Linked DNA regions of Homo sapiens: all the other regions are linked to region 5. Evidence: chromatin contacts called from ENCODE Hi-C or POLR2A ChIA-PET data. All regions are on one chromosome and are shown on one strand. Each heading gives the region's core, a stretch centred on a gene start or an enhancer-like site at or near the end of the contact. The rest is flanking DNA. Distances are from core to core; before and after follow the strand shown.

Evidence for each region. Hi-C counts contacts between places; a loop is a spot of excess contacts on that map. ChIA-PET counts read pairs that join two places held with the same protein, here RNA polymerase II (POLR2A). Pooled maps may share reads with other maps.
Region 1: a loop to region 5 is called in a map of naive thymus-derived CD4-positive, alpha-beta T cell, with 6 times the contacts of the local background. The contact joins the promoter of GCLM here to the promoter of PKN2 in region 5. A Hi-C loop is called at or near these places in 1 of 168 maps with a recorded cell type or tissue (naive thymus-derived CD4-positive, alpha-beta T cell) and 6 of 50 pooled maps. POLR2A ChIA-PET finds 5 or more read pairs at or near these places in 2 of 52 experiments (activated B cell and naive thymus-derived CD4-positive, alpha-beta T cell).
Region 2: a loop to region 5 is called in a map of CD4-positive, alpha-beta T cell, with 7 times the contacts of the local background. The contact joins the promoter of ABCD3 here to the promoter of PKN2 in region 5. A Hi-C loop is called at or near these places in 1 of 168 maps with a recorded cell type or tissue (CD4-positive, alpha-beta T cell) and 11 of 50 pooled maps. POLR2A ChIA-PET finds 5 or more read pairs at or near these places in 1 of 52 experiments (activated B cell).
Region 3: a loop to region 5 is called in a map of naive thymus-derived CD4-positive, alpha-beta T cell, with 15 times the contacts of the local background. The contact joins the promoter of PTBP2 here to the promoter of PKN2 in region 5. A Hi-C loop is called at or near these places in 1 of 168 maps with a recorded cell type or tissue (naive thymus-derived CD4-positive, alpha-beta T cell) and 7 of 50 pooled maps. POLR2A ChIA-PET finds 5 or more read pairs at or near these places in 1 of 52 experiments (OCI-LY7).
Region 4: a loop to region 5 is called in a pooled map, with 15 times the contacts of the local background. The contact joins the promoter of RWDD3 here to the promoter of PKN2 in region 5. A Hi-C loop is called at or near these places in 5 of 50 pooled maps.

What each region holds. Positions count from the first base shown.
Region 1 is chr1:93,908,024-93,910,723 of GRCh38, reverse strand. GCLM (glutamate-cysteine ligase modifier subunit) reads left to right here and starts at 1,294. Exons shown (of 7, transcript NM_002061.4): 1 at 1,294-1,686. The coding sequence starts at 1,561. It overlaps LOC124904221 (a long non-coding RNA gene), which reads right to left and starts at 1,132. Exons shown (of 2, transcript XR_007066230.1): 1 at 570-1,132. RefSeq lists an enhancer at 771-930 and silencers at 971-1,210, 1,421-1,780, 1,831-1,880.
Region 2 is chr1:94,417,057-94,419,756 of GRCh38, reverse strand. It overlaps ABCD3 (ATP binding cassette subfamily D member 3), which reads right to left and starts at 1,368. Exons shown (of 23, transcript NM_002858.4): 1 at 1,169-1,368. The coding sequence starts at 1,278. RefSeq lists enhancers at 777-916, 1,388-2,179 and a silencer at 1,247-1,626.
Region 3 is chr1:96,720,356-96,723,055 of GRCh38, reverse strand. It overlaps PTBP2 (polypyrimidine tract binding protein 2), which reads right to left and starts at 1,272. Exons shown (of 14, transcript NM_021190.4): 1 at 1,184-1,272. The coding sequence starts at 1,191. RefSeq lists silencers at 797-1,076, 1,307-1,506.
Region 4 is chr1:95,232,667-95,235,494 of GRCh38, reverse strand. It overlaps RWDD3 (RWD domain containing 3), which reads right to left and starts at 1,285. Exons shown (of 4, transcript NM_015485.5): 1 at 1,180-1,285. The coding sequence starts at 1,264. All of the region lies in intron 7 of TLCD4-RWDD3 (TLCD4-RWDD3 readthrough), which reads right to left. RWDD3-DT (RWDD3 divergent transcript) reads left to right here and starts at 1,513. Exons shown (of 4, transcript NR_125949.1): 1 at 1,513-1,795. RefSeq lists silencers at 825-1,004, 1,215-1,544.
Region 5 is chr1:88,682,999-88,685,698 of GRCh38, reverse strand. PKN2 (protein kinase N2) reads right to left here and starts at 1,426. Exons shown (of 22, transcript NM_006256.4): 1 at 1,071-1,426. The coding sequence starts at 1,118. PKN2-AS1 (PKN2 antisense RNA 1) reads left to right here and starts at 495. Exons shown (of 4, transcript NR_110682.1): 1 at 495-535. RefSeq lists enhancers at 1,152-1,231, 1,262-1,591.

The DNA.
Region 1 (2,700 bases), core at 45-2,544, 5.2 Mb before region 5:
TTATTCAATCTTGAGTTCAGAAGATAGTTATATCGGGTTTCATTATAGTATTCTTGCTATTTTTGTATATGTTGGAATTATTTACAACAAATGTTAATTGTATGTTACAGTGCATCAAAATGTGTTTAAGTAGTGGTGGTGCTTGTGGGTAGCTCTTTCACTATAATAAAAAATCAATATCCAAAAAAAAAAAAAAAAAGCAGCGCAAGCTCGTTCAATGAACTCTTACCATCATTCATTCAGCCAACAAATATTTACTCAACATCAGGCTCAATTTCTAACTTCCTAGAAAGATCTTTTTTCCCATCCCTCCCCTAATTCTTACCATTTTACCAACTGGTTCATCTCTCTTTTCAATAGCTATATTGTCCCCGCTTATAATGAGAATCTCATTTTGCCTTTAATAATCTGATTCACCTCAACGAATGTGAAAGATTGTTGAGGAAAGCTCAATACATGTTCAATTTGATGTTTATACCGAGTCCACCACCACACGTGAAATTTAATAGGGGTAAATAATCTCGACCACCTCTAAAGGGGTGGGTGATAAAAGCTTTCTGTGATCTCACCGGCTCAAGTGTCCTCTTTAATCTGAATTCATCTGGAGAATAACTGCCCTATGATGTTCTTATAAAATTACTTGTTTCCTGTGCTTAGAACTTGTCTCTGGGTAGAGTGTACGCGTCTCAAGGGCAAAGACTCAGTCTTGTTCGTTGACTTCACACACTGCCAGCAAATAATGTGAATCAATAGACCTTTAACGGATGAAGAAAAATTAGCAGTTTGGGAGAAGGTCCTTGAAGGTAGCAAAGCGAAAAGAAGAAGGGGGCGCTTGCGCATAAACAGCTGCTTCTGAGAACGAAAACTACGTAGCATTTCCGAGTCCCGGTGGCCGCTCAGGCTGCCCTTTAAAGAGACGTGTAGGAAGCCCACCCTGGGGCGGCCGTGGGCGGAGCCGCGACCTGAACGCCGGGAGACCTCACCAGGCGGAGGCGGTGTCTACCTCACCAGGCGGAGGCGGTGTCTGCCTCGCGCTGTCCTCTGACCGCCAGGGGGAGCCCTGCCGCGCGCTGCGCTCCGGGCCGCGCCGCCACGCTCTCTCGACCCGCGCGCCCGCCGCGCACCACCCGTCGCCACGCCCGCCGCAGGCCAAGGGCCAGTCACTTGCGGGCCGGCGTCCCGCAGCCCATTCGCGCCCCGCCCCTGCCCCGCCGCGGGATGAGTAACGGTTACGAAGCACTTTCTCGGCTACGATTTCTGCTTAGTCATTGTCTTCCAGGAAACAGCTCCCTCAGTTTGGAATCAGCTCTCCCGCTGCGGCCGCAGTAGCCGGAGCCGGAGCCGCAGCCACCGGTGCCTTCCTTTCCCGCCGCCGCCCAGCCGCCGTCCGGCCTCCCTCGGGCCCGAGCGCAGACCAGGCTCCAGCCGCGCGGCGCCGGCAGCCTCGCGCTCCCTCTCGGGTCTCTCTCGGGCCTCGGGCACCGCGTCCTGTGGGGCGGCCGCCTGCCTGCCCGCCCGCCCGCAGCCCCTTCGCTGCGCGGCCCCTGGGCGGCCGCTGCCATGGGCACCGACAGCCGCGCGGCCAAGGCGCTCCTGGCGCGGGCCCGCACCCTGCACCTGCAGACGGGGAACCTGCTGAACTGGGGCCGCCTGCGGAAGAAGTGCCCGTCCACGCACAGCGAGGAGGTGAGCGTGGCGACACTCGCCGCGGGGCTCCCGGGGCAGGCCTCGGGCGGGGCCGGGCGGTTCCGGCAAGGGAGAAGCGCCCGCGGGCGAGGGAGGGTGGCAGGGCCTCGCGCGCACCTGGGCTCCGCCCGCGGTCAGATGCTGAGGCCAGTGTCGACGCGACCTTGGGTCCAAACCCGCTGCCGAGGGCAACGCGTCTAAAAAACTTAGCCGGTGCAGCTGCGCACTGAGTGACACCTCTCTCGGTGCTTAAGGCTGGTAGCAAAACTCTCAAACATCCTGGGTCCCTCTTCCTGGCACGGAGGTCACAGAGGGCCAGGACGTCGCTCCGTCTCTCTCCACATCTCTCGCTTCCTTCCCCCACCCTGTCCAGGTAAAGGAATATTTTCGGAGATTATCCTTTGGTGCATTCAGATGAAGTAGTATTCATAGTACACCTAACTTTTAGAATGTTGACATTAGACTCTCTATTGCAGTGAGGCAAATGAGTAAGCACTCAATTTTGGCTTTGGAATACCCTAAATACCCTGACTTTAGTCATTACACATTTTATGCACTTATCTGTGCGTCTATGTATGCTTTATCAGTACACATTCTATGCATGTAACAATATCATTGTACATTCTATGCATGTAACAGAATATCACATGTGCCCCATAAATATGTACAAATATAATCTATCAATTCAAAAATTAAAGTTTTGTAAAAACTGGAAAATAAAAAGACTAGTCACTAGTTGGAGGTGACAGAGATTAATCTGGAATTACAAACTTGTTACCTATTTGTTGGCCATTTCTGAGCGGATAGTCATCCACTGCACATTGTGCATATTGGTGGTATGGGACAATTTTAGTATTTAAAAAATAACAAAATCTTTAGATTTAGGAGCTATATGACTTTGGAAAATTACTTTAAAGTTGGATAATAACACCTTCCTCATCAGGTTGTTGTGAGAATTAAGAGGTAATATATGAAAACGCTCACCATGCAGGCATCTATCTCCCTGTCATCTGG
Region 2 (2,700 bases), core at 119-2,618, 5.7 Mb before region 5:
ACTCTAGTAAGATAAAAACAGAAGGCGGCTAGAAAGAACTTAATGGAAAGGGTACTATAAACTAGAAGTCTATTTGTGTTTTAGCCCAAATTTTACTACTAATTAGATATTGTAGGCAAATCAAACACGGGAGGCAACAGTACCTGCTCAGAGGAATGAATGAAATAAAATTCATGAAAGTAGTATGTCAAGATTTAATACGAAATATTCAATGACTGGCAAGAACGCTTGGGAAGTAGCCTTTTCTCTTTCACTTGTCCAGCAAATAAAAATTGCATGTATGTGACATACATACCTGTATGTCGCAACCGTAATTCAGCTCTCTCTTTTTTACTTTTTCTGAACTGATAACCTCCCAAAGTTAAATCTAAGCACTGAAATTCTCCCGCGGTGGAAGCAGTGGCGTGTCATTAAAAAGGAGCTTGATCCTCACCTAAACCACACTCTCATCTTTCACCTACAGAGCCCAGGAAGGAAAACATTTCCCTCTAAGTCCGACAGAACCGATCCAGCCTTTCCGGATGAAATGCCACCGACCAAATGTTCACCGACCAAAGGGTTCACCGACTCCAAGGGCTCACCACTTTAGACGGCAATCCTGCCAAGTGGACCGGGAATAGTTTCATAGAAGCCACCCTCGCGACTTTCAATAGCAGTTAGTCGGGAATCGAGCCAAACCTCGTCCAAGTGACTTAGACACCAGCCTCCAGCCTGGCGAATCCAATCCCCATCCTCAATCACACATCCACGTCCCCAAAACAAATCCTTCACGGTCTGAAGATGAGATGGCAAAACCAGAACACACCCAGAAAGTTGACACAGAAGGGGGTGATGTAGGGAAGGGGGTGGGGGACACACCGCATCCCCCTCCCACCCCCAACTGGAGGCCGCTGCCTGAGTGCTGGCTGGGCGCCGGTTCGCCCGCGGGCACAGAAGAATTCGCACTCCCGGGGTGGAGCGAGGTCGCCGGACAGGCCAGCTGGGACCGACGCCGTCGTGGCGGGGACTCGCGGACACCCTGACATTGAAGTCCCACGGCAGTCGCGGTCGGCCCTCTCTCCGCCCGACCCCGTCGGGCAAAGAGACCTGTCGGCCGGGTGGGGAGAGAGAGCGCGCGGGGAGCGCCCGCTCCAGCCCGGGAAAGCTGCACGGCTACGGGCCTTCTTACCCGTGCAGGCCGAGGGCGCGGCGCCGCTTGTGGAGCAGGCAGAGCAGCAGGAACGCGGCACCAGCCAGCGAGGAGTTTCGCGCCGTCAAGTACTTGCTGAAGGCCGCCATGGCACTGCCGGTACCAGCGAGCCGGCGAGGGGACGCGGCGGCGGCGGCGGCGGCGGCTACCTTACTGCACGCAGCGCGGGGGAGACTGGGAGGAGAGCAGAGGGCGGGGCCGGCCGCGCAGGACCGCCCCCTGGCTCGCGCCGCCGCGCCGCCCGCGCTCTGGAGCCCACTTTGTACTTTGGCCCGGCGGGAGCGCGCTCGGCAGCCTCCGTGGGCGGAACAGTTCCCGGGACGCGCTCTGCGCACGCGCGGACTCCTTCAGGGTCTCCGGAAACGCGGCGCGGAGGAGCTGTTGCTACTCAGCCCTGCGAGGCGTCAGTGCTGCCCCTGCCTCACCCCTACCCTCCCACTCTTCGCGCGCACACCCCGGCTTTCACAATAACTGGATGAGCGGGCCTGGCCTGCAGCGACGACCTAGTGGGCCCTGCCTCTCCACTCCCGCGGTGATGTACCGTTACCACCCTCTTAAAGGAGCCCAGGAAGGAGGCGGACGGCCCCGTCACAGAGCGTGTAGGGAAAACACAGCACAGTGATTATCAGGACGAAACCAAACAATCGGAACTCCGCAGAGGTGTAGGGAGATGTGAGGAGAATGACACAGATCAAAGAGCTTTTTCCAAGCCAGTATTTTCCAAACCGCGGGTTATAATCTCTAGCGCATTGTGAAATTGGTTTGGTAGATCGGGATCATCACCCTCCGTTTTTAATAAAATTGAGAATAGAACAAAATAGAAAAGTTTCACAGTACATCACGTAGTAAAGGAGTTGTTTAGAGAAATTTCGATTTCAGTGTTTTGCACGTATGTATCGCCAGCGGCGATGTAAAATGTATGCAGATCTGGTCAGAAAAAAGTTTGAGAAACACTGTTCTTTGCAAAGGGACATTCAGAAGTAACAATCGTGCGTTGTATTAATGCTGGCCTCACTCCCAGAATCAGAAGGGCTTTGCAGATTACAACATTCTTCTCCTGTCTGACCCTATGTTGCAGGAATTGTTATCGCCAGCATTGAGCCTAGCATATATACAGTAACAGTGAATCGCTGTTTTCAGCTGAGGAAACTGGAGAAAAGCAAGTGTGTCAGAAAATAAGCTCATAAAACCTCGCATAATGCACATACATATTAAAGTAGCCTACAAAGTAGTGGTGCTGTGCCCTAGGTGTTTTCTCAATATAAATGAGCTGTTGCCTAATACAGGTTATGAGGATCACAAAGACGAGGTACAATAATGGCATGCGTATAGAGGTGCTCAACAGTGAATTCTAAATTATGCAGAACTGAAGCTCCTACTAATTCACTATTTGTCATGTGGACATTTTCATTACCTGGAGGGACAAAAGGTTTTGGCCCTCTGAAAGTTAACTGAAAACCGCTGACATAAGGCAGATTAATAGAAGAAAAAATTAATAGGAGAAAAGGCAT
Region 3 (2,700 bases), core at 23-2,522, 8.0 Mb before region 5:
TTGTTTTTAGTACCTTTTAAAACACACCAAACTCTAGGCGCTTAACCAAATTGTTGATTCTTCAAATACTCACTGATTTTAATAAATGTACTTGTTAAATGATACTATGTTTACACTCCCAAAAGAGCTGCATACTGCTGTATTTTTGACCTTAAGCGTGCCCCCTTTCTAACATTGAGTTAAATTACTGAGTCTTTTCAGGTGTGAAGCATATGAGCGAGACATCGGTCCCTACCATTTCACAGTCTTGCCTCTCACCTCACTCAGCATTCCGTCTTGACTCAGGTTCGCAAAGATGCAGCATGGTTCTGGGTTTTTATAGTCGTTTTTCCAGAAACTGACCAAAGTAGCTAAAGAGATAGCCCTTTGTTGACTATCTGCTCTTGTTTCTGCCATTGCTGTTGGCCTTTGCCCATGTGACTGATGTCGGCTTCAAACACTTCGTTTTTTAGATGATTTAATTTCTGGGCCCTTTTGCCAAGCCTTGAATGTTTTCAGTCCCCACAAAAAGGCATTTTTTCCTCCCTCCCGCCCCCACTACCAGACTCAAATGAAAACAAAGGAGTATGACATCTGCCCTCCCCCTTCCTCCCGCCGCCGCACGCCCTCCCCCCTTCCCCAGCGGCTCCCACTAGGCTTTCCCCGGAGCTCCCGCCACCGGCATCTCTCCCGACCACGGAGGGCCGGGCGAGGCCGGAGAGGTTGCTCATGGCTGGGGTCCACATGGGGTGCCTCTCTCCTCTTCCCCTAGAGGCTCCCCCAATCCAAAGGCCTGTCTCTGCCCATCCCACTCGCTCTCACAGGCACCGCTAACCCAAGGGTCGGGTCCCAAGGTACGGATCGAAATGGCTCCTAGAGGGGGCAGGGACAGACCGGGGAGACGTTATGGGGTTCCCACCCCATCCCCCGCCGCCAAGCCGGTGCCCGCTCCCACTCCGGGATCCTCACCCCCGCCATCGCCCCTATGCCTCCCCAGCCTCCAAGCCCGCTTTCTTCTCATTTTCTCGACCAAAGCCCGCCGGGGGAAGCAAAGGGAGGGGTGTGTGCGATGGGGCGGGGGTTGGGTAACGGCAGCCCAGCCCTGGGAGGGGCCGCGGGAGGGTTTCTCCCCGGCCCGGGACCGGGCCGAAGGACGGTCCAACTCCTCTCTCACACACACCTTCTCGCCGGCCCGATTACATACCCGTCCATTGCCGAACCGGACAAAGCTTCGCTCACAAGAACCGAGCCACGCAGCCAGCGAGCCACACAAGCGGCGAGAAAATGGCGGCTGGGGCCCGACGGAAATTGCCGAAGGTGCCGAGGCGCACGGGCCACCGCGCGGCAGCGGCGGCGGCGGAAAGAGCCGAGCGCGCCGGCGCCCGGCAGCGGGAGGCGAGCGGCAGGGCGCTGGGACTAGGGGGAGTGGGCGCCGCAGCCGACGCCTCCTCCGCGCCTTCGCGCGCCTTTCTCCCTCCGCCCTCCGCCTGCCGTCCTCTGGAACCTGGCGTTCTGCTGCAGACCGCGGCGACCTGGTTTCCCCTCCTTGTGGGGGCGTGGGTGGGACACCTCCCAACAGCTCTCCACACTCTCTCTGCCCTGACTGCAGGACGCCCCCAGGCAGCCTCCACTTTTCACTCCAAGCCAAGTACCAGCTTGGCTACCGTCAACCTATGCGGGCCAAGGAAAAAACATTGGATAGCTTTTCTCCTAAGCCATCTTTTATTTGCAGACCGGCTCCAGCCTCTAAAACAAAAATCTTTACCCCACTGAACGAGACCACTTGGTAACAACAGTACTTTCTCAAGCAAGTAGAACTCCTCAGACTGAAATACAGGCTTTTGCTTCAAGACCTGTAGTACCAAGCCAAGTGGAGGAAAATGTGATTCTCACTTCAGTTGGTGATTAGTGTGCGCCTGTAGAAAATATTCACAATACGCTAGGTGGAAATAGACACAAATGGAGCCATGTGTTAAAATGCTACAATAGTTGGAGTTTAACATTTGGAGGCATGAAAGGGAAAGTGGAGATGGGAGTGGGAACAACTGAGTCTTCAGATTGGTTAGAGAAAGTAGAAGCATTAAAATGGGCTATGCAAATTGACTCCCTTTGCTATATCTTACGGTCTCAATTTTTACTTGATACTATAGTGGACATTTTACTTCAACGTGTTTTTATCAGAGGCTCAACAAAATTGGGAAAGGCACCCGCTTGAAAATTTGCTCAGTGAGTAGCGACTTTGCCAGTACCCATCCTTCTCCTGCACCCTTCACCTCCACCCCCAACACACACAAGGACAAATGCACTTCTAATTCTGAAAAATGACAAATACTCCCTGTGTCCCTCCAGTTACTCTCAATACTCACTCTGGGTTTTTCTGTGTCTCCTTCAGGCAAAGCTCTTATCCTTTGCTAATTGGAATTTCATATACTAAATGATATTGTGTATAATTTTTAGAATTTTTTTTTTTGAGACCCAGTCTCGCTCTTGTTGCCCAGGCTGAAGTGCAATGGCGCAATCTCGGCTCACTGCAACCTCGGCCTCCCTGGTTCAAGCGATTCTCCTGCCTCAGCCTCCCGAGTAGCTGGGATTACAGGCACGCGCCACCACGCCCAGCTAACTTTGTATTTTTAGTAGAGACAGGGTTTCTCCATGTTGGTCAGGTTGGTCTCGAACTCCTGACCTCAGGTGATCTGCCCTCCTCAGCCTCCCAAAGTGTTG
Region 4 (2,828 bases), core at 36-2,535, 6.5 Mb before region 5:
GCCAGCTACTCGGGAGGCTGAGGCAGGAGAATGGTGTGAACCCAGGAGGTGGAGCTTGCAGTGAGCCGAGATCGCGCCACTGCACTCCAGCCTGGGGGACAGAACAAGACTCTGTCTCAAAAAAAAAAAAAAAAAAAAAAAAAGGCCGGGCGCAGTGGCTCACGCCTGTAATCCCAGCACTTTCGGAGGCCGAGGCGGGCGGACCACGAGGTCCGGAGATCGAGACCATCCTGGCTAACACGGTGAAACCCTGTCTCTACTAAAAAAAAAAATACAAAAAATTAGCCGGGCGTGGTGGTGGGCGCCTGTAGTCCCAGCTACTCGGGAGGCTGAGGCAGGAGAATGGCGTGAACCCGGGAGGCGGAGGTTGCAGTGACCCGAGATCGCGCCACTGCACTCCAGCCTAGGCGACAAAGCAAGACTCCGTCTTAAAAAATAAAAAATAAATAAAATAAAATAAATAAAATTCAGCCAGGCATGGTGGCACGCGCCTGTGATCCCAGCTACTCGGGAGGCGGAGGCTGCAGTGAGTCCAGATGGATCCACTGCACTCCAGCCAGGGCAACAAGAGAGACTCCACCTAAAAAAAAAAAAGTATCAGAAAAGCAATCAACTTGGAAATAGAATGCAGATAAAGTTGAGGTTGAGCACTGGATAAATGAAAAAGTTCAGTCAACAAACATTTACCTACTACCTACCAGGTGCCTGGAGTCATTACCAAACAGACCCTGCCCTCCTGCAACTTAAGACCTACAAATACCCGTGTAGAGTTAGAACCGGGGAGTGCTCTCGGGGGGGCCTAGGGCATAGTGCTTAGGAAGGACACAGAACAACGAGGGGGCGTCAGCACAGGCTTCTTTATAGGGTGAGATCTGAGGGGTGGGAGGCTGGGGGAGGGCCTGGGGGTGCGCACGCAGGGGCCCCCGGCTCCGGGAGCGGGACCGGCGGCAGAGGCCCCAGTGGGCCGCGCCGCTCTCTTAGTGTTTCTGGGGTCGCCTCACACTCCCGCCCGCTGCGACACCACTCCGGCCTCCGGGCGTGTCATTCCATCATTCAACTAACCCGGTCCCCATACGTGGGCCCAGGCGGGGTGCCCAGGCTCCGTGGTGGGGAGGAGACGCAAAGCGAACGCGGGTGGCCCCTGAGGGCGCCCTGTCCCTCCCGCGCGCGGGTAGTCACCTGAGCGGCTCAGCACCTCCCACTCGTGGGGCCTGCAGAAAATCGCGGCCAGGACCGAGAGCTCCTCCTGCACAGGCTCCGCCATGGCTGTGGGCCCCACCGCCTCAGCGCTTCCCCTTCCGCTGCCGCAGCCGCCGCCTCCACCGGCCAGGAGCAGCACTGCCCGCGGCCACCCGGGGGCGCCCCGCGCCTCCGCAACCGGGCGGGACGGGGGCGGGGCGAGACGGAGCTGGGGCGAAGCGAAACGGGACGTGGGCGAGGCGAGTCCGGGCGAGGGTCAGGGCAGACGGGGCGGGCGGGGCCCTTAGAAGTTCCGCCCAGAAGCTCCTGCTCAGTAACTACAGACGCGAAGCTCAGCCTCTCGGTTTGGGAATTTTCTTGGAGGCCGAGGCCCTGCGCCTCTGTCTGCACCCAAGGCGACCGCCCAGCTTACCCCCGGCTCTTCTGAGCACAGGGAGGCCTCCCAGCAAAGCCTGAACCCTCTAAGTTTAGCTGCAGGCTTCGAACCCCGACCGTCCCCGCCGAGCCTTGGGCTGCTGAGGTGGGGATGAACTGGGCGAAAGACACTTGGGAGTTAGGAAGAAACAAACAAGCAGGGAAGTGACCAGGAGACAAGGTGAGACTTTGCCCGGCTCAGGTCTGAACTGAGTGTTGGAGATAACCACAGTTAACAAAATAAACAAAATTATTCGCCCCCGTGGAGCTGTTAGCAACCCTGGTGCCTGGGAAGCCTGGAAGAGGCTCGGGTTAGTAACAACCTCCAGGATGCCCTCCGAACTGGTACTGGCGCCGGGACTCTAGACAAGGTCCAGATTCCCGGGCCCTTCCCCTTACGGGTGCAAAAAGGGAGGGTCAGGACCTGCCAGTCCTGGCTTCAGGATGTTGACTGGACGGACCTGGACTCATGGGAACTGTGCGCCAAAGTCCTGGGAGCAAAGTGTCATAACGCTCCTCGTTTGTCTCTTGCCTTCACAGGAGACAGCCCTGCTGCAAGCGGCCAGTGGGAATCCTTGGCCTTTGGGGGTATGATCCAAGAATGTAAACGCTAGCTTTTCAGTGTTTTCGATTTCGTGATATTCAATGCATACAATACAATGTGACTCTTGAAGCTTAATAATAAAATTATCATTCTTGAGCCCAGCACCTAAATTTTAAAATGTGAGCAATACCAATAGGGTAACAGAATAAGCAATCCATTCTGTTTTGACTATAGTGAACAAGATTACAAGACTTATCTGCAGTTAGGTCTGTCTCTCGGATGTTTGCCTGGTCTTTTTGCTGTTCAAATAACAGTTTAAAATTTGGCAGTCCCCACAAGCAGCTGGTCTTGCTCATGGAGTTCTCACAACTTTTGTTTGTATGAGAAATCACATTTCATGAGATAAATCTGGGAATTTAGGTTGTTAGGCAGTGACTCCAGTCACTGACCTACGGAAGTCAGAACAAAGTTGGCTGATTTTAAAACCCTGCATCCATTCACCATTACCATTCCCGCTGTTGGTAAAAAAGGAATCTGATAAAGGAAAAGATACTGGCTTCCCGGAACAGAAAGGAAACCTAACAAGATGGACTGCAGGGAAAATGCTTTTCAGAAGATGCCATGGGATTTCAGTGACCCCGAGTAATTAGGAGCACATAATTGGGAAGAT
Region 5 (2,700 bases), core at 177-2,676:
TACAATCTTTGAGTAGCTAAAAGATAACTATATTAAAATAAAGCAAAATAACTTTTAAGTCAAAAAACAAACATCTCTGGAACACTCCCAAGTAATGAAAAACCCGACAGGGTAGCTTAAGTCCCCATGTACACCATAGAGATCTAAAGAAAATCGTGCCTACATTATCAAATATTTATCTGGAAATGGGAAATAACATTGCTACTCGACATGACTTAACTAAGCGATCTACTTTGCTCTCATCTTTTGCAGACATGTGGTGCCCAATGTTTTCCCTTAGTCGACTGCTTTCTCATTAGTAAACAACTTATTAGCTCTTTCTCTGGTGCTCAAATGAGAGGGAAAATGAAAGTCTGAAAAGCATCAGCATCTGAGCTCCCGGATCTGGGCAGGGGTAGCAGAGAAAGGCACCCTGTATTTATCACTCGGTTAAAAAAAAAAAAAGAAAGGAAAAGAAAAGAAAAAGATAACCCTCAAAATAGAGGAAAGAAACTCTGTCACCTGAAGAGGGCTGCTGAAGTGAAGCAAACATTTGGTGAGACTCGTTTTTTAAAAAAACTTGTCTAGGGGCTGGAAGTTATGGGGGCGCTCTTTGTGCGGAGTCTGAGGGGAGGGGGAGGGACAAGAAAACAGCTTGGGAGTCATTCAAAGGAGTTTAAGGAGCGGTGTACGGAGGAAAGGCGGGGCGGGGCCCGGCCGCGCGAAGGGAGGGGGCAACAGGGGCGTTCGCGGGTAGCTCTGACACCGAGGGAGGGGGCGACGGGCCGGCCTCTCCGGGGACCAGGCGAGAGCAGGCTCCCGCTGCAGCAGGGCTGCAGAGATGGGGTCCCCTCTGGTAGGCAGAATCAAACCAAAGCGGTGGCAGGCCAGGGCTTTGGCGGGGGAGAGGGTCCGGCTCCCCAGGGAAGCGGTTCCCCGAGGGAAGCATTTCCCGAGTGACATCCCGGAGTTTCCGCACTTAGCGGGCTAGGGGCGCGGCGGCCGCAGGGCTTTCCTCGGTCCCCGACGCCGCGCGGGGCTCTCTCCCTGTCTCCTCCGCCAGCGCCTCTCACCAGGGCCGCGGCCCTTACCTGCAGTTCCGTGAGCAGAATCTCCCCCCGTTCGGGGTTGGACGCCATTGCGCTCCGGTATGGACTCCGCACCTGGACGCGGCCGCCTCTGGCGAAGGGAGAAGGCGGGACGGGGCTCGGGGTGGGGGTGAGGAGAGGGGAGAGAAAGAAAAAAAAAAAAACAACTAGGGATTCATGGAGGCGCAGCCCCTGCTGGAGGCGCGGCTTATTCCGTCCGGTTCATCGAGAGCGGCGGGGAGCTAGGGCACTCGTAGCGGGCTTCCTCTCGCCGCCCTCACCGGACTGTTCGTCTAGTCGCTCCCTCTGGGCGACGCCAGGAGCCGCCTCAAGCCTCTCCGTGCGGGCGCTGCGGCCGCGGCTGCAGCTCCTCCTGTCGCACCATTTGGCTGTCACCGCGTCGCAAAAGCGGCCTCACTTGGCGGCTGCCAGCACACGTGACGGCGGCAGCCACTGCCCCTCATCGGGCAGGGAAGGTGGGGCGGAGGGGTTCCCTAGGGCGAACGCGGCGAGGGGGCGGGGCGTCTTCCGACCCGACTCCGCGGCGAGGGCAGCCATTGGACTCGGCTGGGGTGAAAATGAGGGGAAAGGACTGGGCTCGAGTCTCTGGGGAGGCGGGAAGAGGAAGAAAACACACGCCTACTTTCCTGCTGCGTTTAACGGCTTCACTGTGAACGCTAGAACTCGGGAGCCTGCTCGCTGTTGTTTTTTCGGGTTTCGTTTTTTTTTTCTTTCTTTTTTTTTTTTCCCAGTTCCACCTTGCCGAAACTTGGGCCTAACTTTAACAGGCCCTTTTCTAACCTCCATAACCCAAAGAGCTTCGGGACTCAGATCTTACAGATTATTCCTCTGCTCTCCCCTTGACCCCCACGTCAACCCAAACTAATAATCTTGCCTTTTGCTCACCCTCAAACCCAGCCCCCAGCGCGCCTTCTCGACCAGTTAAGGTGCACAGCTAGCTAAACGGGTATGGTCTGTACTTTTCATGAAATGTAAGCGGCTGGATCCCTGGCAACTTTTAATGTACGGCCTTTAAGATGTCTTTTTCTTGAGGTTGAACTACTGTTGCTTGTACTGGAGAACTGTACAGAGCTGAGAATTAGCTGGGTTTTTTTGGGTTGTTTTAACTTTATTTAAGGGAGGGGGAGGTGGGACGGGATTACCCTCGGGAAAGGAAAAAAGCCACCTTTCCTTGGCGTGGTAAGCATTAAAGCTAACCTGACTACTTAGTAAAATATAGCTAAGTAAAGTAAATCTAGGTGTTTGTTTTTAATGACACTATGGTATTAAGGAATTTCGAAGTCTCCTACAGGTAGCTTTTGTTTTTGTTTTGTCTGAGCAGTGAATGGATAGGTAAACGCGTAACTTTTGATTTTTTGAAGCTGCGGTACAATACCTTTGTTAAAACTACCTGGAGAGAGTGGTAAGGGTTATTTAGGTACGTTGCTACTTAGAAAGGGCATTCGTTGACATATTTCTTAGGAAGTGTAACATTATGTACTTCTCACACGCTCCATGTAACTCTGTTGGCCTGATGCCAGGACTTAACGTCTATCCTTTTGCCTTCTCAAGTCTCATACATCAATTCAGCAAACATGTATTGAAGATCTGGAGTTCTGTGGCCACAGTTTCT